2 separate regions of the Mus musculus genome follow, and region 2 is linked to region 1. Evidence: chromatin loops called from intact Hi-C (ENCODE). Cell type or tissue: left cerebral cortex. All regions are shown on one strand. Links, peaks and the distances in the headings refer to the core of each region. The heading gives the core; the rest is flanking DNA.

Region 1 (16,484 bases), core at 7,066-12,065:
ACGGCTTTTGATGAGAAACACATCTTTTCCATCATTGTCTCCCAGAAGACTGCCTGTCTTGATAGCTGTGGGAATTGGTATGGTTTCCTTCATGTTTAGAAATGGTTCCAAGTGATAGGATGGCAGATGGCAAGGCACGCATATGGGCTCCGTTCATGCCCTGGGACCTCCGTGAGAGAAACTAAAATCCATGAGAAAAGCTAATGTCTCAGATTTCCACATGGACTCATTTCCTAGACAAACATCACAAATCTCCATGCACCTGGTGACTTAGGTTAATAAAACTTTATTCTCTCACGGTTCTGAAAGCCAAGTCTTCCATCAAGATGAAAACATGGCCCTGTTACTTTTGTAAGTGTTAGGGGACAATCCTTGCTTCTCCCAGCTCCTGAAACTGTAGTAACTGAGTGACTTACACTCCATCTTCCCAATACCTGCCTCTACCATCACCCATATTTCTTTCTGGGGAGATTGTTTCTTCTTTGTGTCTCTTTTAGGGACCCTATCACTGGCTGGGATCACCACTCTAATCACAGGTAATCTTGTTTTCAATGTTTGCCTTAATTACAGCTGTCAATGGCCTTCCTCTAAATGAGGTCACTGGGATGGTTAATCTTCATTGTCAACTTCACTGGTTTGGAATCACCATGGAAACACATCTTTGAATGTTTCTGGGAGGACATTTCCAGAGAGATTTAACTAAGGTAGAGAGAGCCACCCTCAATGTGGCAGCACAATCCTATGTTTGGGGTCTCAGAACTCAGCACCAGTTCTCACCTCTGTTTCTGGAGTGTGAATGCAAAGTGCCCAGCTGCCACCCACTGCCTCCTTTGCCATGTTAGACTATGAGCAAAAATAAACTTTTCTTCTTATGTTGATTTTATGAGATATCCTGTATTGGCAGCAACAAAAGTAACTAAGATAGCCCTAGTCAGAGATCACTTGATGGCTATTAATGAGCTGATTTTAAAGTTTATGTGGAGATACTAAAGACCTAGAATAGTCAGCTCAGGATGGAAGAGCTTGAGGGATCGACACAGCTCAATATTAAGTCTTACTAGAAAACCACAGTGACCAAGAGAATATGATTCTGTTGACCAATGAGACAAACACAGATACCCAGCACGATAGTCCAGAAATGTAGCCAGAATACAGGTTAGAAATAAACAAGATCAGCTGACTGATCTCTGGCAAGGAACCAGAGACAATGCAATGGAGATGAGGTAGATGTGCCAACAGGTACCACTCGCATCTACAAACAACAATGGCAAAAACAGATCTCACTCATCACATAAGTTTACCTGAAATGGATAATAGGCCAGATTATAAGTTGTAAACCTATAAGACTCATAGTTACTAAGAGGAAACATACCTGTCCTTGGGTATGGTATTAAGGTTTTAACATATGATACAAAATGCATGAGACATGAGAAAAGAATTGATAAACTGGAGTTCATTAGAACTAATTTTTATGCTTGCAAAAAATACAGCCAAGGGAGTAGAAATATGAATGCCATACTGGAGAGGATACTTGCAAAAGGAATATCAAATCAAGGGCTATTATATAAATTATGCAAAGAACCCTGTGTGTGTGTGTGTGTGTGTGTGTGTGTGTGTGTGTGTTTATGTGTGGGTTGTGGGTTCATATACATGTTGATGTCAGTCTTTCTAGATCATGATCTGTCTTATACATTGAGACATGGTCCCAAAGCTCATCAATTTATTAGGAGAGCCCAGCAACCTGAGGGTAGTACTGTTCCTAGGCAGGTAGCCTGGGATGTATAAGAAAGACAGCTGAACATGAGCCTGGGAGCAATAGTAAGAAGTCATTCAGTGTTTCTGATTCAAATTTCTCTCTCTGCTTTTGTTTTTAACCCAACTTCCCTCAGCAATGAACTATAACCTATAAGATGAAATAAAATGTTTCCTCTTCAAACTACTTTTGGTCATGTGCTTATCATAGCCACAGAAAATACTCTAGGACAATTGTCAAGAGAACATTTAAGACAGCAGAAGTTCACTATACAACATGACCCTGCTAGGTGTATGTATTATTAGATATTCATGCAAACCTTATGTGCATAGCACTGTGAACTGTGAGCTAGGCGAGGTATGGAATGTAACAATATACCACTATGGGGCTGGCTATCAAGGCTGAAGGTCAGAGTGCAGAGAGGAACTCTCCTTTCCACTCAGACTTTCTGTGAATGAAAACTTGTCTCAAAAATAAAGTGCATTGATCTAAAATTTTCTATTAGTGGAAGCAGAATCAAAGATGTGTTCCCAATAACAATGCAGTAAGTGTCCAATGAAAGCATTCCCTTATACACACTACAGTTGACTATTGGCAGTAAATGCACTGCCAGAATTCACTGCACTGTGAGAAATCTGGAGCCAAAAAAACATGCCATTGTTTGTCCTCAAAGAAGATAGTATTTAGATTTTAAACTCTATTAATGTATGCTTTACTTTAAATGTTATATACACAGTTTGCAAAATGCAATATATGGAAAAAGCCAAGAGACTCCTTCTGACGCATATACAAAACAAAGGGGAAATGTTTTATTCAGAAAATGTGACGTAACAGAACCTGTCAGTTAAGAATACTTTTGAAATGCTTAAATTTAACTATTAATATAAATAAAAATGTACCATAGACCTAACACATAGCTAAAGAACATATTATAAAACCATACATTCAATGACAAATTAAACCCAACAGCAAGGAAGCTAGGAGACAAAAGCACAAAATGACATGTGACAATATTCATTAAACCTTTTAAACTGTAAATGCAAAATAAATGCAATATTATAATATATATTCATGCATGTATACTGCTCAAATTTTTTGTCACTTTGACACAAGCTAGAGCATCTGAGAGGAGAAAACCTCAAATGAGAAAATGCCTCCATAATATTCAGCTGTAGGGCATTTTCTTAACAAGTGACTGATGGAGAAGGGCTCAGCCTACTGTGTATAGAACCTCTGGCCTGCGGTCCTGGGTTCTATAAGAAAGCAGACTGAGTAAGAAAACTGGGAGCAAGCCAGTAAACAGCACTCTTCCATGGTCTCTGCTTCAGTTGTTATGACAACTTTGATATAATAATTTTTGCTTCATGTTACTATATTTTTTATTTTGTCACATTTGGTTATTATCTCTAGGAAATCTGGTCTTTTCTAATGAGAGACAGAAAGATCTGGAAGGGAAGGAAATTTGGGAGGAACTGGGAGGAGTAGAGGGAGAGGAAACAGTAATTAGGATATATTGTATTTAAAAAGAATTCTTTTTTAATAAATTAAAAAATAAAAAAGAACTAAATTTTAAAAATCCCAAACCAATAGTTCTCTTGTTCTCTCATTCTCTCATTCTCTCATTCTCTCATTCTCTGTCTCTCTGTATCTGTCTCTGTCTGTCTCTCTGTGTCTCTGTCTCTGTCTCTCTCTCTCTCCTTCATGCTGTATGTAAGTGCTCAGATACTGCTCTAGCACCATGTCTGCCTGCCTGCTACCATGCTTTATGTCAAGGTTGTTATGAACTTTAATACTCTCTGGAACCCTGAGAACCCAAATTTTATATATATGTTTTTCCAGACAGGGTTTCCCTGACTGTCCTGGAACGCGCTCTGCAGACCAGGCTGTCCTTGAACTCAGAAATCCACGTGCCTCTGCCTCCCAAGTGCTGGGATTAAAGGTATGCACCACCACTGTCCAAAATACTATACTTTAATAAGTTGCTTTGGCCATGGTGTTTTATCACAGCAAGCAGAAAAGTAACTAAAACAGAAAGCATGTGAAATATATAATAAGACTAGGATGAAATGTTTTAGGATTAATAACAAGTATTTATGGATAATTGCCAGTTATAATCTGCTCTAAAATTCATTTCTGTGTTTTCTAAATATTCTTTAATGTTTTTATTATAATAAGTACAAATACACAAGGATAAGTACATAACAGCCCCACCTTCATGAAGGAATCTTGCGTAGACTATTCCCATGGGCCATGGTAACTCAACAATATGGGCCTATCACTATTAAGCCTCCAGAGAAAATAAGGAAATGGGTAGAAACCTGAGATCACTACCTCCAGCTTTGGCAGAGCAAGAAACAGAAGTTAATGAGAGCCATGCATCTATATGCAAGGTAGCATATGAAGCAATTATTCAGAACTGTTGTACCAAGTAGAAAGCCATAAAAGTAGTAACTGGAGCATGACTCACTGAAAGTGCTGCTCTTCCCTCCACACAGTGAGTGTGGGAGAGCCACTTACACATTACTGCAGACCCAGGAATTTGATGTTGTTCAGCACATTATTGGGTACCAACTTGTTTGGTGGTTAGCCCTTTTCCTTTGATTCTTCCAGTACATTTCTGCAGTGGGTTTCAGCAGAAAATAGGGGATGCCTTCCCTTTTACAACAGCTTGGGTAGACAGCTGGCCCTTCATGAATAGAGGATGTTAATAATTTCCAGTGAATATGGAATAGCTTCCTTCAGTGTCGTTTGGTCTAACTGGTTTTGGAGCAAACTCTGGTAGCTCCACAGTCTGCTGTCTACAACTGACACATAAGGTCTGAACGATGTGGTAAGGCACACTCAATGACTGAAACTCTTAGACCCAATGCTCAACTAAATTGTCTTGCTAAACTAAGTAAGCATGCTTGTGCATAAGGGCAGCATTGGTTAATAAGACACACCAGTTATGATACCATTGAAAACAACTGGAAGGATCCCCCAGATCTTCATCCCAATTCATGCTGCCTCTTCAAGTTTCTCAAACCCATCCTTGTTCTGGCTTGAATAAGGGTGGCCCCACAGGCTCATAATTTCTCCAGAATGCTGCAAAGGTAACATGGAAGGTGGGTACATTAGCTGCTCTTCCATGGACTAGGTTCAGTTCCCTGCACTCACATTGTAACTCACAATCATCTGTAACTCTAGATCCAGGGGACCCTACTTCCTCCTCTTGCCTCAACAGGCAGCAAGCACACAAATACACAGATATACACACAAGCAGTACAGCCATATACAAAATCTAAATTAAATGAATCTTTAAAAAATGTCTTCAGTGGTTTAGCCATCTGTACCCCCAGTGCAGTGCGTAGGTGGTCTTTTTATCCTAACCTCCTGGTGCTTTCTGTCTCTTTCCTGTTCTGTCCTTGGGCTGTAGAGTGGCATAGGTATGACCCAGTTTGTTTACTCCACTGGAAAATGATGCAGATTGTCTTTCCAGATGCTCACTCTGTCCACTTGCAGGTTGCCTGTGGAGGGTTGTCCACTGCACTCTGCTGTTTCTTAGCTTATTTATGTTGTTGCTGTGAACAGTTCTTTATGTATTCTGGATAAGTCCTTTCCCAGTAATGCCATTAGGTATACAAAAGTTTGAAACAAAGGAATTATTCATCAGAAGAAAATCAATTAAGTGAAATAAATCTTATTAACAGAATTAAGGGGGAAAATCACCCGATAGTATTTCTTAACAAGACTTCAGGATGGCATCGAGAGAGAGAGAGAGAGAGAGAGAGAGAGAGAGAGAGAGAGAGAGAGAGAGAGAAGACAGAGAGACAGAGACAGAGACAGAGACAGACTGAGGAACAAGAAGACCTTTCTCAAAAGCATTTATGACAAATGCAGAGCTACCCCTTTCCTAATGATAGAAGTCTGAAAACGTTCCCTCTGGACCAGGAGTCACAAGAGCCAGCTTCTTCATCACCACTAAACATTGCCAAAGCAATCACAGAAAGACAAGCAAAAGGCCTCCTATTTCAAAGAGGTAAAGGCATCTTTTAGGGGCATAATCCTAAGATAGAAATCTCCTAAATTCAACACAAAACCTAGAGCCAAAAATGATCCAGGAAAACTTCAGCTGAGTAAGATCAACACATGAAACATCACTTTTCTAAACACCATCAATCATGAATACAGAAAGAAAAATATGAATACATAAAACAAGATTTACAGCAGCATCCAGAGAATAAAGTGTCTACGAATAAATTAAACAAAGTTAAAGGCTTATTCATTGAGAACCGAGGTGCACTGCTGAGAGAAGCTGAAGACGAGTAAGTGTGAAATTATCCCATGGTCATAGATTGGGATGCTTAGAACTATTAGACCAGCAAATACTGCTCAAGGCAATCTGGAAAGGAATGGGCACTCTATGAAATGACATCAATCTCTGTAGAAGTTGTAGGTCTGATTTTCATACTCACACAGAATTGAGAGATATTCTGATTAGCCAAGACAATTCTCAAGAGAAGAATGGAACTAGAACAATCACACCTAAGTGAAAAGCTTGTGAAAAAAGCTAACTCTACAAGTAAAGTACGAGTGAGAATAGATCACAGAATAGAGTTGAGTCCAGATCACAGGCACATGTCTGTGGTCAACTGATGGATGAACCGGATCCCAAAAAACTCTCAAGAGGGAGACTGAAGTCTCTTCATCCTTAGTGCTACACAACTGAAGAGGATATGAACAAGAGTAAACCTGGTCTTCTCAAACCAAAGATCAAACTGTACTCCAGAACTGGGCAAAAACAAACACAGGAGCTACAACCATAAATGTTGTGTGGGAAAAGATGGAAGACATGTTCATGGGAATGGATTTAGCAGTGGATTCTTAGATGCAACCCTAAAAGCACATGAAGGAAAAAACATTAGTTAGACTTCTTTGTATCATTTATCGTTGTGTTACCAAATAACTTTGATAACACTTAGCAGTATTCTCAGGAGAATTTGAACATTAACAAGTATGTTCACCTAAAATGAAGCTTGTTCTAAGCTGTTGAGCTTTGTACCCATCACATGAATGGCATGAACTACCCATGTTTAGTTCTGCCTCTGTGCCTGAGCACATTTATCCTATTTATCCTGACCCATCAGCCAGCTTCTCTGATGACACCAATGTAGTCTGGAAGTGACAGAGAAGCAACATTCCTGGGAGCTTCCTTGTGATGTGCTGTGACTAAGAAGTGTCCCCACGGGTTCATGTATTGAGTGTTTAGTCCTTGGCCACAAGCAAAGTTCTGGTTTTATTATCACTTAGATAAGAAAAATCCAAGACATGCCTTGGAATACACCCACAATTTCTTACCAAGGCAGAAGCCTGAGTAAATACATTTTATTAGTTGTCTTCCCTCCTCTACCTTTCTTTCCCTTTCCTCTTACCATGACCCTGAACTTCTTCCAAAACTTTATACACTCAAACTTCTGTCTCCAGATCTAATTGTATTGGAGATAACAGTAAGTTGTGGTCAAATAGAGCAATACCAATGTCTTGCACAAAGCTTTCTCTAACATGAGGATTCACTCTCAACATTAAGAGCTCTGTAATGGATATATCCATGCTATTGAACATTTTAAAACATTAACGTTTCTAGAAATTGGTCGGGCTTTTACAACTTTTGTAAAGTTTTTTTACAAAAACTTCTGTAGTGCTTTAAAGAGTTTTGTGATTGTACAGTGGGCTGTATTGGTAGTGATCTTGAAGTTTATACTGCCCATGGCCCATAGGTTGGATTTGCCCATGACAGAGTTATATGCTCAACTCAAGCATCTAAACTTTAAATTGTTATAAAGTCAAAAGAAGCATAAAGACCTGGACTGGACAGGTATCTAAAGGAAAGCTCTGTTCCTGATACTAGCTTCCTGGAGAAGAAACAACAGTATAAAGTGGACAAAGATCAAAATGTAGGAATAAGAGTCAAAGCCTTTAGAGGACACAGCACCAAGGCTAGGTGACTTGGATAAAAGTGATTATGAGCTTCATACTTTCCTGTCATATTCATGAATTTATAGCCCTTACTCCAAAAACAGCTATGTCCAATCCTCTAAAGAGAGTTGGTCACACAGATAAGTAGAGGAAGCCTATACTGGTTGATTTTCTATCAACTTTACACACAGTAGAGCCACCTGAGAATAGAGAACCTTAATTGAGAAAATAGCCTATCATAATGGCTGGAAGATGAACCCATGGAGGTATTTTCTTCATTGATGACTAATGTGGAAGGGTCCATCCCAGAGTGGGACAGATGGACTTGAGATGTAAACAAAATCAAACTGAGCAAGCCAGGAAGCAGTATTTCTCCACAGTCTCTGCTTCAGTTCCTGCCTCCAGGTCCCTGCCCTAAGTCCCTGCCCTACTGTAAGGTTAAAAATAACTCTTCCTCCCAACTTGCTGTTGGTTACAGCCATTTGGGAGCATGAAGTCCTCAACTCATTGTGTGAGCTCATGAACACCATGCTCCAAAGGCCCCAGATCAATCATAAATGTTGGTCTAGCAACCACAGCATGTCACAACTGCTTCAAAAAAGTTTTTGTTTTTTGTTTTTTGTTTTTGTTTTTGTTTTTTTTATTCCAGGTTTGGTGTCACATGTCTGTAATCTCAGCACTCAGGAGGCTAAGGGAGGGAAGTTCCAAGTTTGAGGCGATCTGGAATACACAGACGTTTGAGAGCAGTCTAACTTTGTGAGAATTCAAGGCTAATCTGGGCTACTGCCTGAGATACTGCCTTGAGAAAACAAGTCAATAAGTCCCCAAACCAACGGCTTGATTTCTTCTCAAATATCTAATGATTTAGGGAAGGAACATAAATCGCTGTGGAGGATTCCAGAAACCCTCCTTGCTAACCAGTCTGAAGTATCACTTCCTCCTGCTTCTTTTATTCTAACAATGCCTTTATCCTGTAAAGGATTCAGGGATCAAAATTGGGGACAAGAATTGAGCAGCAAAGAGAAAGCTAAAGAAGAAAAAGTGTCATCTAAGCAAAGGGTAAGGAGCTGTAGAGAGCCGAGGCAGAGGTCGGACATTCTCTCCCATTAGAACCATTGTTCTTGCTTTGTTCATTTATGTGATAGTTCCCTAAGGACCGAGCTCTCTCTACTGTCTTACATCCTCAAGTAAACCTGTATTCCCATCCCATGTAAAAGCCTGACCAGTTACTCAGAAATACTCACCCTAGATAGCAGAATGCTCAAATATTACTTTGGTTTCAAGCTCAGAAAAAAAAAATAGTCATGGAAAGTTTATATAATCTTCTTCATATGAATTCTCAGTGTTCAGGAAAGCCTTGGGTCTGGGCCAAAGTAAGAAGTGTTGAGCTATTCAGAAATGGCTTGGCTGGTCAGAAGGGTTCGATAGCTGGGAACTGAAGCAATTTGCACAAAGTGTTGGTTGGCTGAGCTGGAAGAGTTGCCTTCCTCTTGGCAAAGCCTTCCTAAGGGAGGCAAATGCAAAGAGCCTGCTGCTTCTCCCACGTGTGTGATTGTTTGTCTTTGATTCACTTATTATGTAAGAACAGGCGATCTCTCCAGATGGCAGTGACGGACAGAGTCTAGACATCGTTTATTGGCCGGTGACGTGGAAACAAGTCTGCAGTGTCTACTATTTCTCTTCTTTTGGATTTTTCTCTCCATTTTGCCACTCTTTTTTTGATATTGCATATTCTGAAAAAAATAAATGATCCTGACACTTCAAGTAACTCAAAAGCTCAAAGACATATTCCCCACTGTGTCGGGAAGGGCTGTTCCCATTTCCTGAGACAGTAGCTCTGGCCTGTGGCTCTGTCAGGAAAGACGGCAAATCACTATCATGCCTGTGTCTGGCCTTCCTGGTTTCCTCCAAGGTGGCATACTAAATAAATGAAGAAACAGTAGATCGAAATACACTCAAGAGCAGTGACTTCTCCCACTGGAATGTTCCTGACAAAAGTTTACTGTCTTCAACTTATTTAACTGCATCAATTTAACAAAAACATTACCTAGTATTCACTAGGCAACATGTGACCCGGTAAACCCTAGACCTCAGAGTCACTGGTACAAAGTCCTGTTAAAAACCTTGCTGCCCTGTGTAGTAGAAGAGAAAAGTCAATGATTTCAGACCTCTACTTTGCAGCACAGTGACTACTGACTTGTCTTCAAGTCACCTTTTGTTTCTTATATTCTGTGCTCAAACCCTGCTGGGATCATTCAACTTCTCCTAGGCTGCTTCTTGGTCTCAGCTATAAATAGGCCTCAAAGTGTATTTTTATCGTTTGGATCTTGACTTAAAGGACACTTCATTAAAAAATCCTTCCTGATGGTCAAGACTGTGTTAATCTCACCCTGTATTCACAGAGACAAGTGCTAGTTACACACCTTATGCTCAGGATCCAATCATTGGATCCCTAGGCTATGACACATGCCTCATACATAGCAGGAAAGAATTCTCGTGGATGAGTGACTACATGAGCACACTGGAGCAGCAAAGGAAGCACTTTTCAATGGTCCTTTACCCCAAATCCTTTTGTAAGTAGTTTCTTTGGAACACTACAGAGTTTCTTTGGTATAGAAATAATGTTACTGTAAAAGTTAGCTGGAGATATGCCTACAAATGGCAGATGTCTGTGACTTGGTAAGTCTGTAGAACTCTGAGTTTCACAAATGAAACTCATTTCTTTTCATTACGCAAAGGCTCAGAACATTTAAAAACAAAAGGCTTCTATGTAACATGTCACTCACTGCTTGCTTGGGTCAAAGAATCTTTTTGTGACCTATACATCATTGCCTATTGGTTACCCATTCTACTCCAAACATGTTCAGAGCCATAAAGAAAAAGAAGGAATTGATGAGTCTTATGCACGTGCCTGAAGGAACAGTGTTCCAGGAGTGATGTGATCGATAACCTTGGTTGTCAGCTTGTCTACACATAGAACCAACAACAACAACAAAAAAATCTCTCAATTCAAAAAGTCCATTACAATATCAGAGAGAGAGAAAGAGAGAGAGGGGGGAGAGAGAGAGAGAGAGAGAGAGAGAGAGAGAGAGAGAGAGAAGGGAGGGGAGGGGAGGGGGGAGGGGAGGGGAGGGGGGGAGGGGAGGGGAGGGGAGGGGAGGGGAGGGGAGGGGAGGGGAGGGGAGGGGAGGGGAGGGGAGGGGAGGGGAGGGGAGGGGAGGGGAGGGGAGGGGAGGGGAGGGGAGGGGAGGGGAACGGAAGGGAAGGGAAGGGAAGGGAAGGGAAGGGAAGGGAAGGGAAAGAGAAGGGAAGGGAAAGAGAAGGGAAGGGAAAGAGAAGGGAAGGGAAAGAGAAGGGAAGGGAAAGAGAAGAGAAGAGAAGAGAAGAGAAGAGAAGAGAAGAGAAGAGAAGAGAAGAGAAGAGAAGAGAAGAGACATAGAGAGAGACAGACATAGAGAGAGACAGAGATTCAGAAAGGGGGCAAAGGTAAAAATCTCACTATATAGCTCTTTGGACAGTGCCTTAATAATGAGGAAGTTATTCAAATGAGCTGGGGGGATTTTCAAGTTTTCTGATGACTTTTTTGTTTGTGTCTATGTTGAACAAATATAGTGAATTTTCATAATGCACAATTTCCACTCAGGAACATGAGATGCCAGCTCAGACATCAAATAGATCCACCAAAGCTTGAATGACTTAACTCATCTTGCTCCTGTGTGAAACTCAATAAAGTTTTATTCAAATTTGATGACATTTCTAAACACCTAGAAATCCCTCCATTTCCAGTGATGTGGTATGAAGCTGAGGTAACTCTTCTTGATTATTTTAATTAAAATGCTGGAGGAGGATGAAGCAGGTAACACACATCAAGGATCCCAGCACACAGATGACTGAGGCATGAGGACTACCAGAAGTTTGAGGCTAGCCTTGTTTACATGATGGGTTATAGATGCCAGGCCTGGCTATGGAGTAAGACCCTATCACAGGAAATTCCTTCCCGAGGAAAAGCCGAATTGTGTATTTGTACTTTTTTCTATAAGATATAATTTTAAAAAATATTGCCATATGGTAAGTCAAAGAACAAAGATACAAAACAAACAAGCATAAAGGGGAAAGGGGTTATATAGGCAAGCTAGGGAATAAATAGATCTTAGTTTCAGGAAAGAGTATCCACTATATCTACTCGCAGTAAGTTGTCCTCTGGTGTTTACTACTCCCTCTCAAACAAATACAAATGAATAAAAACATACTAAAATATATAAAGAGTGTTTAAAAGTAAAAATATTGGATGTCATAGAGTTCTATAGAAAGTCTCTGTCTGGGGTTTGGGAAGATGGCTCAGTAAAGACCAACCACACACATGTAAGGAACTGAGTCTGGATCCTTAACATGCATGGTTTTTATCTATTTATTTCCTAAAAGGAAAGCATGGCAGTTTATATATAAACCCAGTACTGAAAAGGCAGAAAGAGAGGATCCACGTTGCTGTCCAGTCTAGCCAACTAGTGAGCTCCAGGCTCAGAGAGAGAGACCCTATCTCAAAAACAAGCAAACAGAAAAATAGAAAATAATACAGGAATCATTTGACACTGACCTCTGCCCCCTGAAACATGAACACACAGAAGCACGTGCACCTGGATGGTTGTGTGTTTGCATACACGCACCGATACCATCATTTTCCCCAATGAACACTGCTAAGTGCCGCAATGTCTATGTAGGCATAATAGAAACTAACCTTGAGAGCATCTCTGCAGATTTGAGGACAGAGCCTGCAATATCAGGTTAAAATGTGCATGTACTTCTTTTGAATTTAATAGTGTGATATCCATAGCAACACAACTCTTACAATAACCTAACTTCCTCCTGTCTGACTCTCAGCACTTCTCTTTCCTTCTACAGAACACTAATGCTATCAGTAGTTGGTGTGGTGCCAAGACTTGAACCTGGAACTCTCTGTGTGCTGGCCATAAAACCCACTGCTGGGCTGCATCCCCAGGCCTGCCCTTTAGAGAGCCTGTGGAGAGTTTCCCTGTAGAGTCTAGGTTGGTAGAGGTATGTCGTGCTTTGATACAACTGTTCTAAACATTGTGTACCTTGCTTATTTCACAGGACAGCCATCAAGGAAACATTTTCACCTGTATCTAAAGCTTTCGAATTGGAATTGTATTTTCTGTGGCTGCAGAATAGCCCATGATATAGACAAAAGGGGTTTCCTATAATGGATATTCAGGTGAGGATCAGTTGGTTGAATGTAAAAATGCACGAATATGCAGTGAGTAAAAAGGGCAGAGGTCACTTTTAAGAGGCCATACTACAAGAAAATAAAAGGCAGAAATAAAATTTGGCTACTTTAGGTATTTTCTCATTAAATTTTCTCCAAGGTGGCATATCTTTTATATGGCATTATTATTTGGATCTTCTCTTCCTGTTTATGTTTTTTCGAATTCATATTGTGTTTCTTATATATTATTAAACAATCTCACAAGGACTAAATTGGTGTCTCCTATTTTCTCAGTTTTAACTTGTTCAAATGTATTCTTTTGCCAAATTGCACTGGCTTAAAAATTGATGGTTTTTTTCAATGTTAAATAATAATAAACTATATTCAACTGTAGTAACAGAAACTCCCTGGTCCCACTTCTTACTTTAGTGTGAGTGTTTCTGACCCAAATACACCTTAGTCTATCATAGCATGACATCCTGATAAATTCATTATAATCTGAAGATGCCACACATGAAACATGCACTCAGTTTGCCCAACACACAAACGCTATGACTTAGCAAGCCCCGATACAGTGTGGTCTCCATGGATTCCCCAGCTGGGAGCTTCGAGGCCTGCAGTCACCACTAACATCAGGGAAGTGTGCAATACCACCCGAGACTGACCCAGGAGCAAAATGTATGGTTTCTCCTGAGTGTGCAGGGTCTGCATGATGTTATAAAGTCAGCGAATTGTAAGGTGAACCACTCATTGTAAACCCAGTCCATCTGAACTCTTCTGTATTCATAATGTTACATTAAAAGCTATTGTAAACATATTATATCATGTTGATGAAGAAAGTGCATAGTAGCTCCTGTACCAAGACCCACATTAGATGCCAAGACCACAGTGTGAGTGGTCAGAACCACCTTTTTCCCCCATATGCAGTGCCTATGATGCAAACTATCTGATTAAACCTTTCAACAGTCCTATAAACAGGGAATATTTTTGCTGTACACCCATGTCATAGAGCTGCCGCCAGGGCCTCAGGCTGCTCCTGCTGCATGCCTTCCCTGTCAGGATGGACTAACACCCTCAACTATGGAACAAAATAAATCCTCTCTCTAAAATGAGAAAACAACACAAGGTACCATTTCTGGGCTGCCTTTCGTCCTGTGGGGTATGGAGTAGGCCTGCTCTTCTTGTCCTTTCTTACAGTAAATGCCCTTGATTGCCTCTTTCTCTGTTTCTGCAGTTATAACTGCATTTAGCATGGGGGCAGGAGGAGAGATACTGGCCACAACTTCTCAAGTCAGAGGTCCCAGAAAGACTTTAATGGATCACAGCCCTCAGCTGCTACCAGGGCCGTGGATGTCAGTGACAACAGATTGAATAGCATATGGTTTCATCTGACCCTCAGACTACTTCCTTTAAAACATTCCTCTCTGAGATCATACATGGACAAAGGCCTGTCAGGGTGCACTTGATTTTCAGTGTTAGCGATTTTTATTTTGATTTCTTCCCAAAACCTCTGTGCTATTACAGGGGGGAGAAAACAGATTAATGGCATTTCCTTTTCTAGTTAAAAACCAAGAACTTTCCATCTACCATGTCTTTTCCCTGTAGGAGTGTGCTCCTTCTGTCCGTGACATATCTTAATAATTTTGTTAGCAAGTCACACTGCCTCTTGGCCTCTTAGAGTTTTCAAGGACTACATTGAGCTTATGTAACTCAGCAAAAAGACCTTTCTGAGTTGCACTGATATGCAGACCTAAATAACTAAGCAGCTTGATAGTCCTCAAGGTCTTTGGGTATTGGTCTAGAGCAGTGGTTTTCAACCTTCTTAATGTTCATCCCATTAATGGAGTTCCTCGTGTTGTGCTGACCCACAAGCATAAAATTAGTTTTATTGCTAGTTTATGACTATAATTTTCCTGCTGTTATGAACCCTAATGTAAATATTTGATACATAAGGTATCTGCCCTTGTGAAAGGGTCATTGGATTCCAAAGGGATCACAACCCACATGTTGGGAAGTATTTGTCTAAAGCGAGCTGCTCGGTGCTTAAGTGCACTCATTGCTTTTTCAGAGAACTATAATTGACTTCCAAGCACCCATATCAGACATATCTCAATCACCTGTAAGTGCAGCTCCAGGGGATGTGAGACCCTTCTGGCCTTTGTTGCGCTCTCTCTCTCTCTCTCTCTCTCTCTCTCTCTCTCTCTCTCTCTCTCTCTCTCTCTTTCTCTCTCTCTCTCTCATGCACACTAGCACATGCACAAGCATATACATACATACAGATATACAAATACACATAGCCCAAAATTTAAACCTTTTGAGTATTTGGGTCCTAAGTGGATATTGTTGAACTCTGGGGTCAGTCTTGGAACCCATGTGATGGGTGAACTATGAATAAATGAAGTATTCTTGCCATGAGCTATGAATAAATGAAGTGTTCCTGCTTCCCCAGGATCATCTAATTTCTCAGCCGGGGTAATTCAGCCTTACCCCCAAATGAAATCATGTCTTGGGGTTAGTTCTCAGTGTCCCAGGCCTCCTGTTCGACTTCACAGTAGCATCTGAGTGCCTACGGATAGGGAACATGCTTTTCTAGACTTGCTGGAGAATGAGTGGCAAGGAAGCAGAGTGCTACATTTGAGTGACACTCTCCAGTTTCTGAAGATCTCCATAATCATGGTGATGTTCCAGATTCCAAGGCCACCCAGACATTGTGGTCCTCTTCTTATCAAAATTCCCAATGTCTGTTCCTTGATCCTCCTTGAGAAACTGCTATACTGCAGTATTGGCCTCAACTGCAAATTCTTCATGCCTCCCCATGGAGGTGTTTCCAGTCTTCTCTACACCATATGCCAACTGCCAGTCCTAGAAACCCTACCTCAACTTCACCATTTTTGCCTCAGTACTTCTCCAGGGCAGTACATCACACTGAGACCACCTTGAGCACAGCTTCCTCTCCCACAGCATGTCCTTAGAATTTTGTAACACCATGATCTGAAACCCTTCCCCCTTAGCCTTTCAACTCAAGACAGAAAGCTGTGGGCCTACACTTCTGTTTTTAACCCTCTTTTCTGCTACCCATTAGGGTATGGTTCAGAAAGAGAGGAACCCTTCTTTGTCCTTTTGTCAAGACAAGACCTCCTCTATTCCATCATCATCTGTTCCTTTGGGTGGGATTTGTTCTTGGGACTCTCATGCACCAGTACTTACCTGATATGATCAGAAGAAGCCTTCTCATCCATCAATGTGTGTGCAAGGGTTAGTGTGAATAGTCAGCATGACACAGCCTACAATCACCTGGGATGAGAGTCTCAATGAGTGCTTTGTAGATCAGGGTGTCCTGTGGTCCTGTCAGTAGGGAATCCTCTTGATAACCTTAACTAACATGAGAAGACTAACATTGGAAGAGGGCAGCAGAATTCCATGCTTTAGGGGTGGGGCCCTGGTCTGTTAGGAGTAGTGAAAGATAGCTGATCCCTAAGCATGCATACATTCATTTTCTTTCTGCTTTTGTCTGTGGATGCCACCTACCTCCTTGAGTCACCTGCTATAACAGAC
Region 2 (16,484 bases), core at 4,787-9,786, 500 kb after region 1:
GAAAACAATTGTAAGTAGATGAATCCCAGTGCATGCATATTGTGGCAATAACAAAGAACATGGAAACAAATTGCCTGTATCTATGTGTATATACATGGCTAGGTCTAAAACACATGGCAGGGGAAGAAGAGGACAAAAACATATGAAACATGGAGTAGGTTCCTATTTTTGTAATCATTTAAAAACTCAGACCAATACCACATATTATATTCATTGAATACATACGCATATGGTAGAAATGCAAAAAAGGGTATAGCTTATGTTAAACACAATGTCAATTAAACAAGACACAAAGAACACACGCCTACTTGAGGACAATAACCTCCTGAATAAAACAGTTGAGACGTCTGCTGAGGTGCATCAGGACTGTGGTGGTCATTTGAGTGTCCCCCTAATTTTATTTCTCTCAACAAAAGATATGACACATGTTTTATTTATTCCTTTATGCTATATGCTTTAAATACCTTGTAACTAAATTTAATTGGAAAAATGGGGTTCTTGTTGTTCTTATTGATTCCACTCATAAACACATTAAAGAGCCACAGATTGTGAATGTAAATAAGATGGAAGTGGTTATGGGGAGGTCTCATCTCAGAGTCCACTCCTCCTCGCTCACTTCCCATCATGGCCCAGTAGAGGCCAGATGGAAAGAGAAGCTTTGGGAACTGTTGCAAGCTAACTAGGAGGACACATGGTATAGACATTGCCCTTTTCAGAAGACATTTCTGCCAGACTCTTAGTAGCTATGCCTGAGCCTTCTTTCCGAGACCACTCTTTGGTTCCTGTTTCATAATAGATGGTGGGTAAGTGAGTAGACAAAAGCAAAACGATGGCAAGTCAAGAGGTGAGAGAAAGAGAAAGAATGTGGATGGTCGTGATGGTCAATTTTGATCGGGCATTAGTGAGGCTCACTTTTGGGTGTGTCTGCCATGGTGATGACGAAGATAACTGAGAGAAGACCAGCTCTGGATGTGGATGGCATCACCCATGGTCTATGGTTCCGGACTGAATGAAAAAGAAGATAAAAAGATGCCAGCTGAACATAATGTTCACCTTTCCCTGCTTCCTAGACCATAGACAAATGAGCGAGCAGCCCCAAACTCCTGCAGCACAGCTTCTTCACACTCACTTCCCCCACTCCGTGACTTTCCTGCCATGATGGAGTACACCCTCAAATCATAAGGAAAGGAAAAATACTTCATCCCTTGACTTTCTTTTTGTCAGGTATTTGGTCTCAGCATATGAGAAATAACAGAAAAAAATGTGAAAATCTGTAGACAGACAGATCATAGATAGAAAATTGATAGCTAGAAGATATGATAGATGATTGATGATAGATAGATGGATAGATAGAGAGAGAGAGAGAGAGAGATGTAAGAATAGAGAGTTATAATCATGTGATTTTGAAGGCTAGATGAGAGTTTGAAATATGAGGGAAACTGGAAAGAAAGGAGATCCTGGTCTGTTCCGGTGATTTTCCACCTGGTCAGCACTTGTCCCTAAATTCACCTTAAGATATGAGTTCTCCCCTCACATGTGCTACATGGGAATGCCAGTGTAAAGTAGAGGGAAACTGGAATGAGGTTCTCTTCCCAAACCCTGGGATCTTCTGATTCCGAATCACACTGTCTTCAGAGGCTAATTCTTCCATGGCCTATTGATTAAACCTCCTGAACAGCCCATATGATTATAGGCCTACATTGATCAGTGCTGCTTTCAAGATCTGACCCTCTAACACAGAGGTTCTCAACCTCTTTGCAGAGGTCAATAGACCCTTCAGGCAGTCACCAAAAACCATCAGAAAACACAGATATCTATAATTCATAACAGTGGTAAAATTACACTTATGAAGTAGCCATGAAAATAATTTTATGGTTGAGTGAGTCATAAATGTGAGGAGCTGTACTAAAGGGTCACAACATTAGGAAGGTTCAGACCCACTGGTCTAACACAAGACAAATGTATCCAGCACATAGGCTCCTCTGAGTCTAATACAGACTTATTCCTTCCCCTTCCCACTGTTGCCCGACTCTCCCTCTTTTCTCCCCCTCAAAGATCTCCCTCTCTGTCTCTCCTCTGCCTGTCTATTCCTCTCCCACCTCTCACTCTGCCTGCCCCCTCTACTCTCTCTTGGTATAGAGCAATGTTTATATTCACTAGTGATATTAGGGAATGAAACATGTCTATCACCTTTTGGTTTTATCATTTCTTTTTGGTTAATATATTCAATGACCTTGCTTTTATTTTTGAGATATTCCATGTATCATCATTATTTACATCTGCCCTGGTGAGCCAGAGCACATTGGAACTTCCTCTTTCCATCATACAATAATACTAAACTGCTGAAAACCTCGGTCCCTAACCCTCTCTCAACACTATCAGACCATCCTCAGGATCTTGGGTCCTCTTTTTTTATATCCTGTCCTTCCTCACACTTGAAGCCAGCACAGCTTTCATGGGGAGCCCAGTGCCCATCTTCCCATTGCTCTCTGTTCAGCCTCTAATCTTAAGGCCCAATGAGCCAAGTCCTGAATACAGCACACTGTTCAGATTTATACATGTTGGATTACATCATTCACAATTCCTCAAGGCAGATGTCTTCAGTACAAACAGGTTGGCTACCTTGACCATTGAAGTGGGGAAGATGACTCAACTGAAAGGATTCAGGGACTGTCTGAAGCTGCACGACCCATGACCAGAGAATAGCTCTAAAGGCCTCTCACTGAGAGAGAAGACGCTCAAAGTCCTCTCCTCTGGTGGAGTAAAGTAAATATGTAAATACCCTGGCACTTAAGGCATCCTGACAGAACTCCTTCATGGAAAATAGGTTGGCAGAGGAAGGTATGTCCTCTCCACAATGTTCCCCTTCAGGGCACTGCGTGCGGGATTCTAAAATGTAAGGTCAAAAAGATTGGTCACAGTCTAAGAGACTATGAAAGCAACACAGTCAATAAACAAAAGATGGGACGGTTGGCCACAACCATATTGCCTGCCACCTCCTGCACAGTTTATTGGAAGCAGAACGCAAGGCCCAGGTCTTCACGCAGACTTTGAAAAATAATCTGAGTAGTGACAAGAGTTCCTTTCAAATCTTTTCTTTCTCATTCAATTCAACCATATTGTTCAAATGGAAAAAGTTAGCCTTTAGACCCCAGAACATGCATCTTTAAAAAAAAAAGATGAAAATTCACATTCACATATTTCAAGCTAATAAATGATAGTCATCCTGAACTAGCATTCCTTCCTAGGAGGCAGTGGACATGGGAAGAAAGCTGATCCTGGGGTTATATGACTCCCACCTATTCTTCTATTATCAAAGCCATTGAGCAGAGTCTCAATGGATAAGGATGGTGATGGGGATAGACAGTCTACAAGCTCATCAACTCTGTCTATCAAGTGTCCTTTGAGTGAGACAGTCTCCAATGTGAACCAGCAGTGCCCTGCTGGACCATCTCCAGGAAAGCAATCACCACTGTGCAAGCTGACACCCTACCAGCCATGGGAAAATTTTGCTCAAAGACACACAAGGAGATGTGCCTGACTCTGAGCCTGGGCCACACTGTTACACCAGCCAGACATGATTGCATCTCAACACACTCATAGCTGGTGCACCTTCATCAATGGACTAGAACTTCTGGTAAGGTCTTCGAACTCCAGAACCATCTCTGTACCAACAGAACCCAAAACTTACGTCAATACTTATTCCTGCATTGAAACTTAACAGACAGCTGAGTCCTTTACCCAACTTTTACTTTTTTTCTCCTCCATTCTGTTGTTTCTTATTGTTGTGGTTTGAGTTCCCAAGTTCCACGTGTCCAGGCTTCGGCACACAGGTAGACACCATGAACCTGTTTGAGGTGATATCTTGTAGGAGGCCTGTTGGTCATTACGATCACATACATCTTCAATTGGAACACTTCTCTCGGTATCTTTCTGCTTCCTGGCTCAAGATGTCACCTCTGTCAGTGGTACTAACATTTTATATAGCCTTTACTAGAGGCCCAAGCCACTGGGCCCACCCTGTGCTTGAATTTCTTAAGCTGTAAGCCACAAAAAAAAAATCTTTTCTGCTTCCTAAGTGACCTGTGCAGGACATTCATTTACAGTGATGTAACTTTCATTAACACACTCATATGCTACCGGGGCTAGTACTTGCTTGTTGCACTGCTAGCACAAACACGCACACACACACACACACACACACACACACACACACAAAACAGTAAAACCCACCCCTTCCACCCCTTACTCCTCTCTCCCAGCTTATGGAATTAATTATTTTTGTCCAGGAATCATGAAGAATCTAGGAAATTCCCAACAAATCTCAAAACCTAAACGTAAGCAAAAATATACAGCTAACATGGAACCATAAAATGGCTCAGTGGGCAAATTCCCTTGCCACCAAGCCTAACAAGCCTGAGTTCTATCCCCAGGACTCACACTCGGTGAAAAGGAGAGAACTGACATCCAGAAGTTGTCCAGGGACCTCCAACGTGTTCTATGGCACACACATGCCCACAAATATGCATAAACATACAAATAAATAAATGTAATAGCAAATTTATTCAGAACATAAAGCCAAACTTAACTGGCCTCAGCGAATTCACATTCTTTGAACATTTCATTAATAAATATCTTGAGGGGGAGAAAAAGGGAAGAGGAAAGTACCTCATGAACAATGCAAATTACAATGCCAAGAATATATTATAGGGAATATGTTTTTATATTCTTCAGTGTTCTCTAACACATGCCACTGTGGAAGTCTGTCCCCATGTACTGATTATCAATATCCCTTATGAACCCACTAGGCCATGTGACAAAGAGCAAGTGGAGTTAAGAGAGAAGCTAGGTTATCCGATTAGTGAAAATACATTTATTAAGCACATTTGAGAATCTTTATCACTTGATCTTTTTTCCTCTAAAGTAGTCCAAGCTAAAGATCACATTCAATGGCTCAGGTGAAGGACAGGGAAAGCAAGGACTGGTACTGGCTGCCTTTCACCAGATGCAGGCTGACTGTCCTAGGTTCCTGCTCCACCAGAATGCAAATCCATCACCTTCCCCAACCCTTGGCCCTGCTTGTGCAACCAGATCACCACCCTAAACTGTTTATTCATGATGTGTTTTGCCATGCATTTTTCTCTTAGGCAAAACCCTCTGTGATTTATGGGAAAGTGAAATCATGTGTTTCTGGTTAGTTTATACTTTAAAGCACCAAAATGTTATTTTGTAAAGCTATTTTAATGTCCAAGGAGTCTTTCAAAGACTTTGTTCCTTGGAATAGAGGTCAACAGCTTGCACAAGAAAAACAACCCCATAAGCTAAAGGCCTGGTTTAGCTAAAAGCTTAAGCCCCTGGTTTTCAGGTCATTCAGGCCAGCAAAGTCAAGTTCACTTCCTCCAAAGGGATACAGGACTCTTCTTGCTATCTTCTATGGAAGTCTGCCATCACCATGGGATGGGCTTCAGAGAGCTTAAGTTCATTCCATGGTGAGGGCACGGGCACTGGATGTGGAGTATGGTGTTCCTAGAAAGCCCATCAACATCCTTCTCCATCCAAACACAGCATCCTTTGAATATCCTATACCGTATATGAAAAGATATACTTGAGAACATGCTGCTTTTAAGCTTAAGGTAAATGTCCTGGGGAGATTTGCATCAAAGGTACAAAGTTTTAATTATATAAGTTAATCTTTTTCTTTTTAGTTAGAGAGTTCTGAGGTTCATATCCAACTGAAAGAAATTAGGGTACAGTCATAAGTTCCTTGATGACAGGGTGCATGCTCTTCAGATGGGTGTGTTGGGTATGCTGCGGTTGTAAGAACAAGCCAGAACTCACCCAAGCCTGAGATTTCAGGTCAGTGACTCCACGTGGTTGTACATGAAGCCAAGAGAAGTAGTAAGCATGCCTTTCTAGATGCTGGTGTCACATAACAAGCAGCAAACTTTTCCTGAATGGGACTTCACTCTAAAACAGTGACAAAGGCAGAGCCCAGAATCTATACATCTGTTACCATTAGCAGGTGGTATGTACTGCACATGATTACTATATACAGCCGATAGCACAGTAGGTGTGTTGTACCAACATTGCTACACACAGGTCAGTAATGTACTGTGACATGATGTTACAGCACTCACAAGTCACTAGGCAGTGGGGATTGTCAGTGCTAACATAGTCACCACCATATAGACAGTGGGTCACTTATTGAATCTTCTTCCAAGGACCATGTAAAGATGAGTCATACTTCTCAGAAGTACTCAACAGTGCTCCCTGTCTTAGTGGCCCTGGCCTTCCCCATATGGTTCCCATAGCTACCTCGCTCTGGCCCACCTCCATCAACACAACACAACACAACACAGCTCAACTCTCCTTGAGTCTACAAGGGGTGTCACCATTCAAGAGACCACCCTGAAGGAGGAGACCAGATAGCTTATGACCTTGAATGCTTCCTCTTTAGTACCTGTTTCATTTATACTATTTGCATAAACAAATGACCTTTTGTACTGAAGAGCATGTATTGAAACAAAGGAAGATTCATTCCAGATACACAATTCATGTTGCGTTACAGATCTGCCCTATGGTCTCCAAACAACTACCTGAAATAAAACTGCTATCACGACATTAACTACAGATGGAGGTTGTCATAAAGTTGTTTTTGTTTTCAATTGACAAGTGTGCCATAAATCAAGCAGGATATAGCCATATACTCCTAGCATTCTTGTCTCCAAAAGTATTAAATATTATATATGCATAATATATGTATGTGCATATATATGTATGCTTGTGGATTCAGAGGGTGACTACAGAGGAAAATAACATCAAAATACATCTGTGAAAAGGCAAAGAAAGCAAATTGCCTTGAAGGAGACAGGAGACAAGGGGACAAGGGATGTCCTCATCCAAACACCTTCTTGAAAGTCCCTAGGTGGTAAGGAAAAGCCAGAAGCTGGCTTTCTAAGATTCTAGTGGGTCATCTCACTATTCAGAGCACATTTCAAATTCTTCTGCAATACCAAGTGTGGCCAGCACTGCCCTCAAGACACCTAGTAATTCTACCTTTCCCTAAGAATAGGTAGCTCTACTTGCCATGGTAATAAAATCAAGTGGACAGAGTTTAAAGGGGTCTCCTCTAGAACTACGGGTCCCCAAGGTGACACAAATGAAAAAGACTCTCAAACATAATTCCACTGAAGATCTGAAAGATGTTTCCTTTCTCATCATACTAGTGACTATAGCAAAAAAATAATAATTTTAGCTTTCCATCAACTTTTACGCTGATGGGTGGGCAAGATGGCTGAATGGTGAGGGTCCTGTGGACAGTTTAACAGGATAGTTTCCAATAGCCAAACAGCTTCTCATTTCTGTCTGTTTAATATTCTGCCCAGTAGCCATTATTTGTCACATTTTAGAGGTAGGAACACTAAGGAGCTGGGTCCCTAATTCCTTTCAAGGTCACAAGTGGAGGTGGGACTGGGACTTAGAAAAGACCACTCCCAAACTCGCACAGGCTCCCAGGAGATAGTCCCGTTTATCAAGGACATGAACCAGGTTGAGGCTCATTCTGCTTCCTAGAAACTGGGAGCACATCAGGAAGACATGCAGGAAGGAAGCCATGAGGGCACCTGCCGGTCTTCCTGCTTCCCACTCTCTGGGCAGGGATTAACCAAGGGTCAACAGCCATACATTTACAAAAGAAATGCACACAAAGGAGAGACCATTCCGGTGGCAGGGAGATGGCTCAGTGAGTTGAGAGTTTGACAGGACAGTGTGCCCAGCAGGTCAGAAGCTACCTAGGTGGGGGGAAGAAGGCAAGAGTAAATGGCAAATGCCTAACATTCCCAGGAGAGCAAATACCACTGAAGCCAACTAAAAACCCTAATTTTCATTAACTGCCTTTTTTAGCAAAACTGTTACGCAATCAACTCCCTTTACTCTTCGGTGGTTGAATCTCAGTTCTCCTGTGCAGATAGACGGTTGCCTTGGCTAAGGTTTCAGAGCACTCAAGCCATATCTGTGTATTCCAGAGCAGCTGGCCAGACCCTAAGAGCAAAGCTCTATCCAGGAAGCCCCTCCCCATCCACACTCTTCCATCTCACCATCCTTTGGTACAAAAGAACATTCAAACTCTTTTCATCTGCTAGTGCCAAAAGGTCCTCACTGAGTCACTTCTGAGTCTCATCCCTTAAGAACATGAAACAGCCACCTCCTGAGACTGGCCGTCAGCTAGGCTATCATATTCACTTTCTTACAAAGTCTCTAAGGCTCATGGTTTGTTAAAATGTCTTCATTTAATAAGAAAGACATCTGGAGAAAGTTTTCAAACTGTCACTCTGAAAAAAATCATTTCATTAAATGAACCACCTCAGGCTGTAAGCAGATACAAGAAGAATAGCAATGATGGCAGCCGTGATTGTTCATCCCTATAATCCCAGTCCTGAAGAGACTCCGGCGCAGGAGGATGGCTTTGAGTTTCCCACTGAAGCTATAAAGTGAGATAAAGTGAGACCTATGTGAACCTACACATATAAACTCACACTCTCTCACACACACATACATACATACCAGAACCTTAGCCAAGCTAACCCTCTGTCTGAATAGGAAGTCCCCTTCTTCATGTCCCCAAATGTAAGCCCAGCTATTTTATAGTCACCCACACAGGGTAAAGAAAGTGTAAGTGGGACTTATACTTTTGAAAGCCAGCTCTTTGCCTGTGGCAAGTCCTCTAAGAACTAAACAAGAAGGGCAGAGCCAAGTACAAAGGGAGACAGCCAGTAGGAGGAGCCATCTGGGCCACTTAGAAGGCACCCACATTGCTGAAGAGACTTAAAGGTAACTTGCAGTCATCCACACAGTGAACACTAATGGACGGCACTTGTCTACTACATCATCAGAGTGCACTTGGCTGGGTATCTGAACATTTAAAATGTGGTGTACCTGGATTTTCCAGAAAAATAGGCAAGTGGTGGCCAGATAGAGATAAGACGATATATGGGTCAAGGGTCAGTCAATAGACCAGATTGTCTGCCACCCAATACATAGGTAGAGGGTTAGTTTTAAAAGTCAACTCACGCCAGGCGTGGTGGCGCACACCTTTAATCCCAGCACTCGGGAGGCAGAGGCAGGCAGATTTCTGAGTTCGAGGACAGCCTTGTCTACAAAGTGAGTTCCAGGACAGCCAGGGCTACACAGAGAAACCCTGTCTGGAGAAAAACAAAACAAAAAAACAACAAAAAAAGTCAACTCACAGGATTAAACTGTAGATACAGGAAAAGCCTTAGTTAAGGAATCATCTGTGTGATCAAAATTGTGGGTGGGTGGATGGATGGATGGATGGATGGATGGATGGATGGACAGAAGGAAAGATAAGGTATGTCAGGCATGGTGTCATCTTCACACTCAGGAAGTAAGGCAGGATGTCTTAGAGTTTGAGGCCAACCTGGGTAACACAGCAAAGTCCTGCCCCTCTCTCTCTCCCTCTCTCTCTCTGTCTCTCTGTCCCTCTCTCCTCCTCCTTCCCTTCTTCCTTCTCCCTTTTCCCACTTTCTCATAGACACACATACACACAGTGAGGGATCAGGGATTTAGTTTAAAATCAGCTCACATGATTATCAGGTCTCAGGAGCAGCTAGTCTGAAAGCCACGGGGCAACTATAAGGCTGGAATCTCAGGCAAGAGTTGATGCTGTAGGTTTGAGACCAAATCCCATCTTCACTCAGCATCCTCAGGTCTTGCTCTTAACACTTTTCAACTGATTTGATGAGGCCAGCCACATTATAAAGGTCATATAATGTCCACTGACTACAGCTGTCAATCAAGTAACAAAATACTTTCACAGCAAGATCTATACTAGCATTTAACCAAGTACCTTGGCTTCTCAATCTAATCAATATGACACATAAATTTAAGCATCACACATGGCAAAAGTATCTTTTTTAAAAAGGAGAGGGTGACATGGGACAATTCCCACATCCCAAGCTGTACCTTGCACAAGGCAAGTGAAAAATGGGAGAGACAGGAGATGTGATAATATGTGAAGTTTCTTCAAAAGAACACATAGGATTGTCATGGTGGCACATGCACATAATTGAAACATGCAGAAAGCTGAGATATAAGGGTCTGAAGTTCAATACTAGCCTTGGCCACACAGTAAGACTTGATCAAAAGCAAGGAATGGACAGGGAGGGAGGGAGGAAGTGGGAGGGAGGAAATGAAGGAGGGAGGGAGGAGGGAAGGAGGAAGATAGGGAGCGGAGAGAGAATAGGAATTCGATGTTGGAAGTCATTTTCTTTGGTCTCAGGGTGACCAAGGCATTTCCCTGGCACTTAACAGATATTCATTTCAAATGACCATGAAAACTATTGTCCAAGCACAGAGCTGCCTCTTTCAGTTTAGTCAAAAAGCTGACCTCTGACCAAGCAATTACATCATGGCCTTTACATTTTCCTTGGCAGTATTTTGACCTCCAACATCTAAATCCCCTTAAATTTCAACAGAGGCATCAAAGCCAAAGGCCCGTGAAGTGCTGTTTTGTGCAGGAGTCTGGGCTGAGCAGTGCCATCCCTGGGAGGATGGGTGGGCGGTGCACAGAGCTATACACACATGCAGATGCATTGATGCCTTAAAAAACCGTGTGAACATTTTCATTCAGTTTAGGCAAACTTAAATAGAAGCTACTGAAATATATATGTATTATTCCTAAAAAGAAAAGCTGCAGAACAGCGAAAATGCCTTATTATCCTAAATTAGCTGCGAAAATCCCTTCAGAGACTTGACAGGAGGGAAAAAAAAAAGATTTTTCAAGGCACTGCAGAAAAGAAAATCCAAGATAAGAATAGTCATACAATACAAGTCTTGTTTCATAACACATTCACACAGCCTTTCAATACCTGGCAATTACCACACAGGAAAAAAAGATGGAACTGAACTGCTAGGAGGAAGATGAAGGACTAGGGAGAATTAATGCAAACATTTAAAATTGCTCTAAGAAGAATGCTAGTTAAGATCGCTCAGGAGATTCCTTGGGACCTTAGGCCACTCTGGCCAGAGAAACAGAAACCCTAACTGCAGATCTCCTCCTCCTCCTCCTCCTCCTCCTCCTCCTCCTCTTCCTCCTCCTCCTCTTCCTCCTCCTCCTCCTCTTCCTCCTCCTCCCCCTTCTTCTTCTTCTTCTTCTTCTTCTTCTTCTTCTTCTTCTTCTTCTTCTTCTTCTTCTTCTTCTTCTTCTTCTTCTCTCTCTCTCTCTCTCCCCTCCAAATTGACCCCCCAGTCTCACCCCCAGCTCTATAACAGACTACCTGCTATGCCTGGCCCCATGTAGTTTTTCTCCTCCATCCTTCCTCTTCATTCATCCTGTTATCCCAGCCCCCAAGTCTAGCAGGCATTCCCTGGGAACAAGTCTACCAGAGGAGTAAGTAGGCCAGCTAAGCAGGTAGGCAAGCCTCAGGTCTTCACTCCCTCTACTCTCCTCCATATCCAGTCCCCAGCTCTGTAGAAGACTATATGTAGGGCCTATCCTCACACACTGCTGCCCCCATTCCCAGGGGATTAAACAGATCTTGGTGGAACACCCTGCTTTCCTTCCTCCTGCAGGTTCCTCAGTCCCTGCTCCTAGCCCATCCCCACATTTTACTGAGAACCAATGGAGGCCACACCTAGCAGGATCCCAGGAGAATTCCCTACTAGGCAACACACAGCCAACACACCTTCCAAAGAATTAGAGAGGGTAACAGAAACCAAGAAACAAAACACCCATACAATAAAGACAAGGCCAGATATCAGCACCTAGAATTACAATCTTCCCAAACCCAGATACTCACATACCAGTATAAAAACACAATCAATAATAGCCAGGATAACACAACTTTATTAGAGCCCAGAAACCCTACCACAGTAGACATTAAGAATTGCAACAGAGGGCTGGAGAGATGGCTCAGTGGTTAAGAGCACTGACTGCTCTTCTGAAGGTCTTGAGTTCAAATCCCAGCAACCACATGGTGGCTCACAACCATCTGTACTTAGATCTGATGCCCTTTTCTGGTGTGTCTGAAGACAGCTACAGTATACTTACATATAACAATAAATAAATCCTTTTAGAAAAAATATCCTCTTTATAAAAAGAGGAAGAGAGAATTGCAACAGAGCTGAAGCACAAGACAATGACTTTAAAACAGTCTTTAGTGATATGAAAGCAGTGTCTAAAAAGGAAATGAGTGAAATCCTTAAAGAAATTTATGAGAATATCAGCAAGTAGTGGAAGGAAGTGGATAAAACAGTTCAAAATCTGAAGATGGAAATAAAATCAATAAAGGAAACCCAAGCTGGGGAAAATCTGGAAATAAAAAAATTTAGGAACTCAAACAGAAATCTCAGAGCAAGTCTCACCCACAGAATACAAGAAATGGAGGACATTGTCTTGGGCATTAAAGACAAGATTGAAGAAACACGGATACCTCAGTCAAAGAAAATGTTAAATCTAAAAATTCAGGGACAGAACATCCAGGAACTCTGGGGCATTATGAAAAGACAAAATCTAGGAATAATAGGAATAAAGGAAAGAAATGAAACATAGGTCAAAAGAGCAGAAATTATTTTCAACAAAACCATAGAAGAAAATTTTCCTAACCTAAGGAAGGAGAAATACTTTTTCTCAAAGTACAAGAAGCATGCAGAACACAAAATAGACCGGACCAGGAAAGAAATTCCCCTCCGCATATAATAATCAAAACAGTAAATATACAGGATACAGAAAGAATATTGAAACATACAAAGTAATAATAAAAGCCCAGACTATTAGACCCAGCAAAACTTTCAATCATCACAGATGGAAATATCTATCTACAAATCCATCTGTACAGAAGGTGCAAGAAGGTTAAATTAAGGAGATTAACCACACCCAAGAAAACAAGGGAAATAAATAATCCCATACCAGTACATCATAGAGGGAAAAATTACACACACACACACACACACACACAGAGAGAGAGAGAGAGAGAGAGAGAGAGAGAGAGAAACAGAGACAGAGACAGAGACAGAGACAGAGACAGAGACAGAGACAGAGACAGAGAAAAAGAACAATCCTGAATAATAAAAGAACTGCATTACAATCCTTAATCCCAAATTGTACTACAGAGCTATAGTAATAAAAACAGTATGATCCTGGCACAAACTTGACATGTTGATCAATAGACTTGAATTGAAGACCCAGACATAAACCCACAACCTGTAGGAACCCCCAAACAACCCAGGCTATTGTCAAGACTATATAGTTTACCCTCTGAAAACTAATGGCAAGAGCCCCATTTCTGGAGACAACACCTACACAACTCGTTGAACATGAAGACATCGAGCTGGTGCCTACATAGAATATTCACCCCTACATTCTATTATCTTTGGCACAGGAAGGTATTCTACATGCTACCAAAGGAGAAACATAAACACCAAACCAGGCCACAAAACCTTGGATCAACAATGGTGTCTTACCTACAAGATATGCTAAGCCTATGGTGGCACAAAGCTTATGGGTATAATCAACCGGTTTTGACTTAAGGCCCACTCCAGGAGATGCAATCTATACCTGACACTTGATGACCAAGAACATGAGACTATCGAGTCCAGGGACCTAGGATAAATGAAACACTAGTATTCTTTTTTTTTAAAGTAACAATAAAATGACTCTTAATGATGTTCTGCTATACTCATAGATCATTGCCTGATCAACCATCATGAGAGAAGTGTCCTCCTGCAGCAGATGGGAACAAATACAGAGACCCAAAACCAGTCATTAGACACCCAAAGAGAGAGAGAAAGACCTTGAAACAGTCAGCTCTATATGAGATGTCTCTATCAAATCCTTCCCCTTAGGGCTCAGGGGACCCTGAAAAGAGGAGGTAGGAATAGTGTCCTTTTAGGGATTCCTGAGTATGCAGACAGGTGGGTCTCTACATTTATTATCTGCTTCATACGCCTTTCCTTGCACTCTTTTCTTCTGTTCTTGGGGATGCTATTGTTGTTGTCATTGTCATTGTTATTGTTGTTGGGGTGTTTTGTTTGTTTGATTGATTTTGTTTTGTCCTATTCTGATATTTGATTTTTGTCTTATTTTTATGTTGTATTATAATTATATCATTACCTCCTTTAAACCTTTTTGTTCTTTAATGAGAGAGAGAAATGAGGGATGAATATAGATGGGAGAGAAGTTGGGAAGGAACTGGGAGGAGTATAAGGAAGGGAAATTGTAATTGGAATATATTATGTGAGGGGAGGAAAAAGCTATGTTCAGTAAAGCGGGAGGGAGATCTCTTAGGAATCCCACACAAGTTGAAGGTCGACATAGTTTAGTATTAATAGATGTGATTTATATTAGACTAGACTCAGCATCATGTCTTCTTTTAGAGGACATCTTTGTTGGTGGTGTCTCAGTGGACACACTTTAAATGACCCAAACTGTCTGTGGACACCAGGCAAAGAAGAGCTGCTGAGTGGGTCAATGAAATGAACAGCAAATAGTTTCAGCTTTCACATATCTCAAATATAGAGAACAGTCATATGTCTGTTCTCTGGGCTGTTTGGTGCTCTTACAGAGTCTTACATCTTGCTAGAAAATTATTTAAGAAAGGAAACAGCACCTATAACATCATAAAACCAAGCCATACTTAGGAACAATAAAGACTGCTTCAGAAGCACAAACTCAATCCACTTCCAAACCATGGGGTCATGTGTCTGAGATGATACTGGGACAGCCGAGAGATGAACTGAAAGCAAGCCCGGTTATCAACTGATCGCATCAAGCTTATATTCTACAGGGGGCCAACTTGCTGGGGAACAACAGAGAATTAGAAAAAAAAAGAAAACATAAACTAAGAACTAGGAAGAGAGGTTCACACCAAGATAGGAGCCAGGTAAAATTTCCATGGAAAACCTGAGACAGAAAACTAACACTGACTGACTTCCTCTTAGCCAAAACTCTCCTGGGTGGTACTTATAGTAGCACAGGAAGACTGCATTTCAATAAGTGAAAAGGACAAAGGAAAAGTGTGCATTCCGAGACAGAAAGAGGTAAGCACAGTGGGGGGAAGAAGCTTCCACAGCAGACAGACTCACGTGGTACCTCCACCACCTGCCGTGGCTACTCTCTGCTTTCTTACCTTCTTTGTAATAGGAAGATAAGAGCAGCTCTGTCAGGCGGTGATGTCAGCGAGGGTTTTGTAGACTGCCTGACCATAAATTAGTTCTCTGCGTGTATTTTCTTTTTAAAAACCTAATAAATGATATATAGATGCTGTCTTGCTAGCTAATGGATAGTTTCTTAATTCATTAAGTAAAGACTCCTCTAGCTTCTCTTCTTTTTCTGCAGTATTTAGTGGACCCATGTATTCTCCTCCTCCCTCAATATTTACAAAGAGCACCCACAAATCTAGCTACAGTTCACATTTCCCAATCTCACAGAGCTATTTCTGACCTAGCCCCACTATGCGGCAAGGGAACTACTAATATGTACATTAACTCCTATGAAACACTAAGGATCATCACTACTCTCTACAGGGCAACGTGAAGAGGAAGAGAGAGCTACAGGCACAGCAAGATGTTGTACTTTTCATGGAAGCATTGGGGCCAATAAAAGCTTTTCCTCCAAGTCCTAAGCTTGGGTGTGGTCTCTCCTATGAGTAGATCAGGATGGACTGAGGATGCAAACAGTAGTCGTGACCCCTGGGCTTTTCAGCTCCAGTCAGATGCTCCCCAATACCCAACCAGGAAAGTCTCCCAAACAAGTCAATAATCCAAAACTTCACCCCTACACATGTGGGCACTGCAGACGAAAGAACGCTTAGTCTAGCCGCTAGGAGTCCTCTGATGAAAAACAGTTCTGTCTTATCCCAAGACAAATACTTCCAGCTCCCAAATTCATTCAGATACAAAGGGTTCATCGTGAAGGTTCTAATGCCTGGTCTTCCTAAGACTCACCAACAAACAGGCTTCTGTTGTGGAAAGAAAGAAGGAAAGGAAGGAAGGGAGGGAGGGAGGGAGGGAGGGAGGGAGGGAGGGAGGGAGGGAGGGAGGGAGGAAGGAAGGGAGGGAGGGAGGGAGGAAGAAGGAAGGATGGAGGGAGGGAGAGAGGGAGGGAGGGATGGGAGAGAGGGAGGGGAGGGGGTTGGAGGGAAGGAGAGAGAGAGAGAGAGAGAGAGAGAGAGGCCAACCAGGGCAAATAAATGGAAAAGATTAAGAATTTAAAACTAAACTTTTGTCAGTACTGAGTATTGAACCAAGGGCCACTTGCATGCTAGGCAAGTGTCTCAGTCAAGGTTACTATTGCTGTGGTGCAACACCATGAGCAAAGCAACTTGGGGAGGAAGAAAGGGGTTATTTGACTTATGCTTCCATATCACTGTTCATCATCAAAGGAAGTCAGGACAGAACTCACAAGGGCAGGAACCTAGAAGCAGGAGCTGGTGCAGAGGCCATGGAAGGGCGCTGCTTACTGGCTCACT

The links. A loop is a pair of places that touch in the nucleus more often than their neighbours do. Peaks named below come from ENCODE experiments on the same cell type or tissue, not always from the same donor. Only the 100,000 strongest peaks of a DNase experiment are listed, where the experiment ranks them.
Region 2: it touches region 1 in a loop (2.1-fold over the local background); 1 of 42 quality-filtered maps calls a loop at or near these places.

Annotation. Positions count from the first base shown.
Region 1 is chr14:58,702,800-58,719,283 of GRCm38, reverse strand. No RefSeq gene overlaps it. Among named protein-coding and RNA genes, the nearest start is that of Gm25614, 61 kb to the right of the region's middle. In left cerebral cortex, for the core only: no CTCF peak of the experiment used is centred there; a DNase peak (open chromatin) is centred at 9,234.
Region 2 is chr14:58,197,170-58,213,653 of GRCm38, reverse strand. No RefSeq gene overlaps it. Among named protein-coding and RNA genes, the nearest start is that of Gm33321, 95 kb to the left of the region's middle. In left cerebral cortex, for the core only: a CTCF peak has its summit at 7,025; no DNase peak of the experiment used is centred there.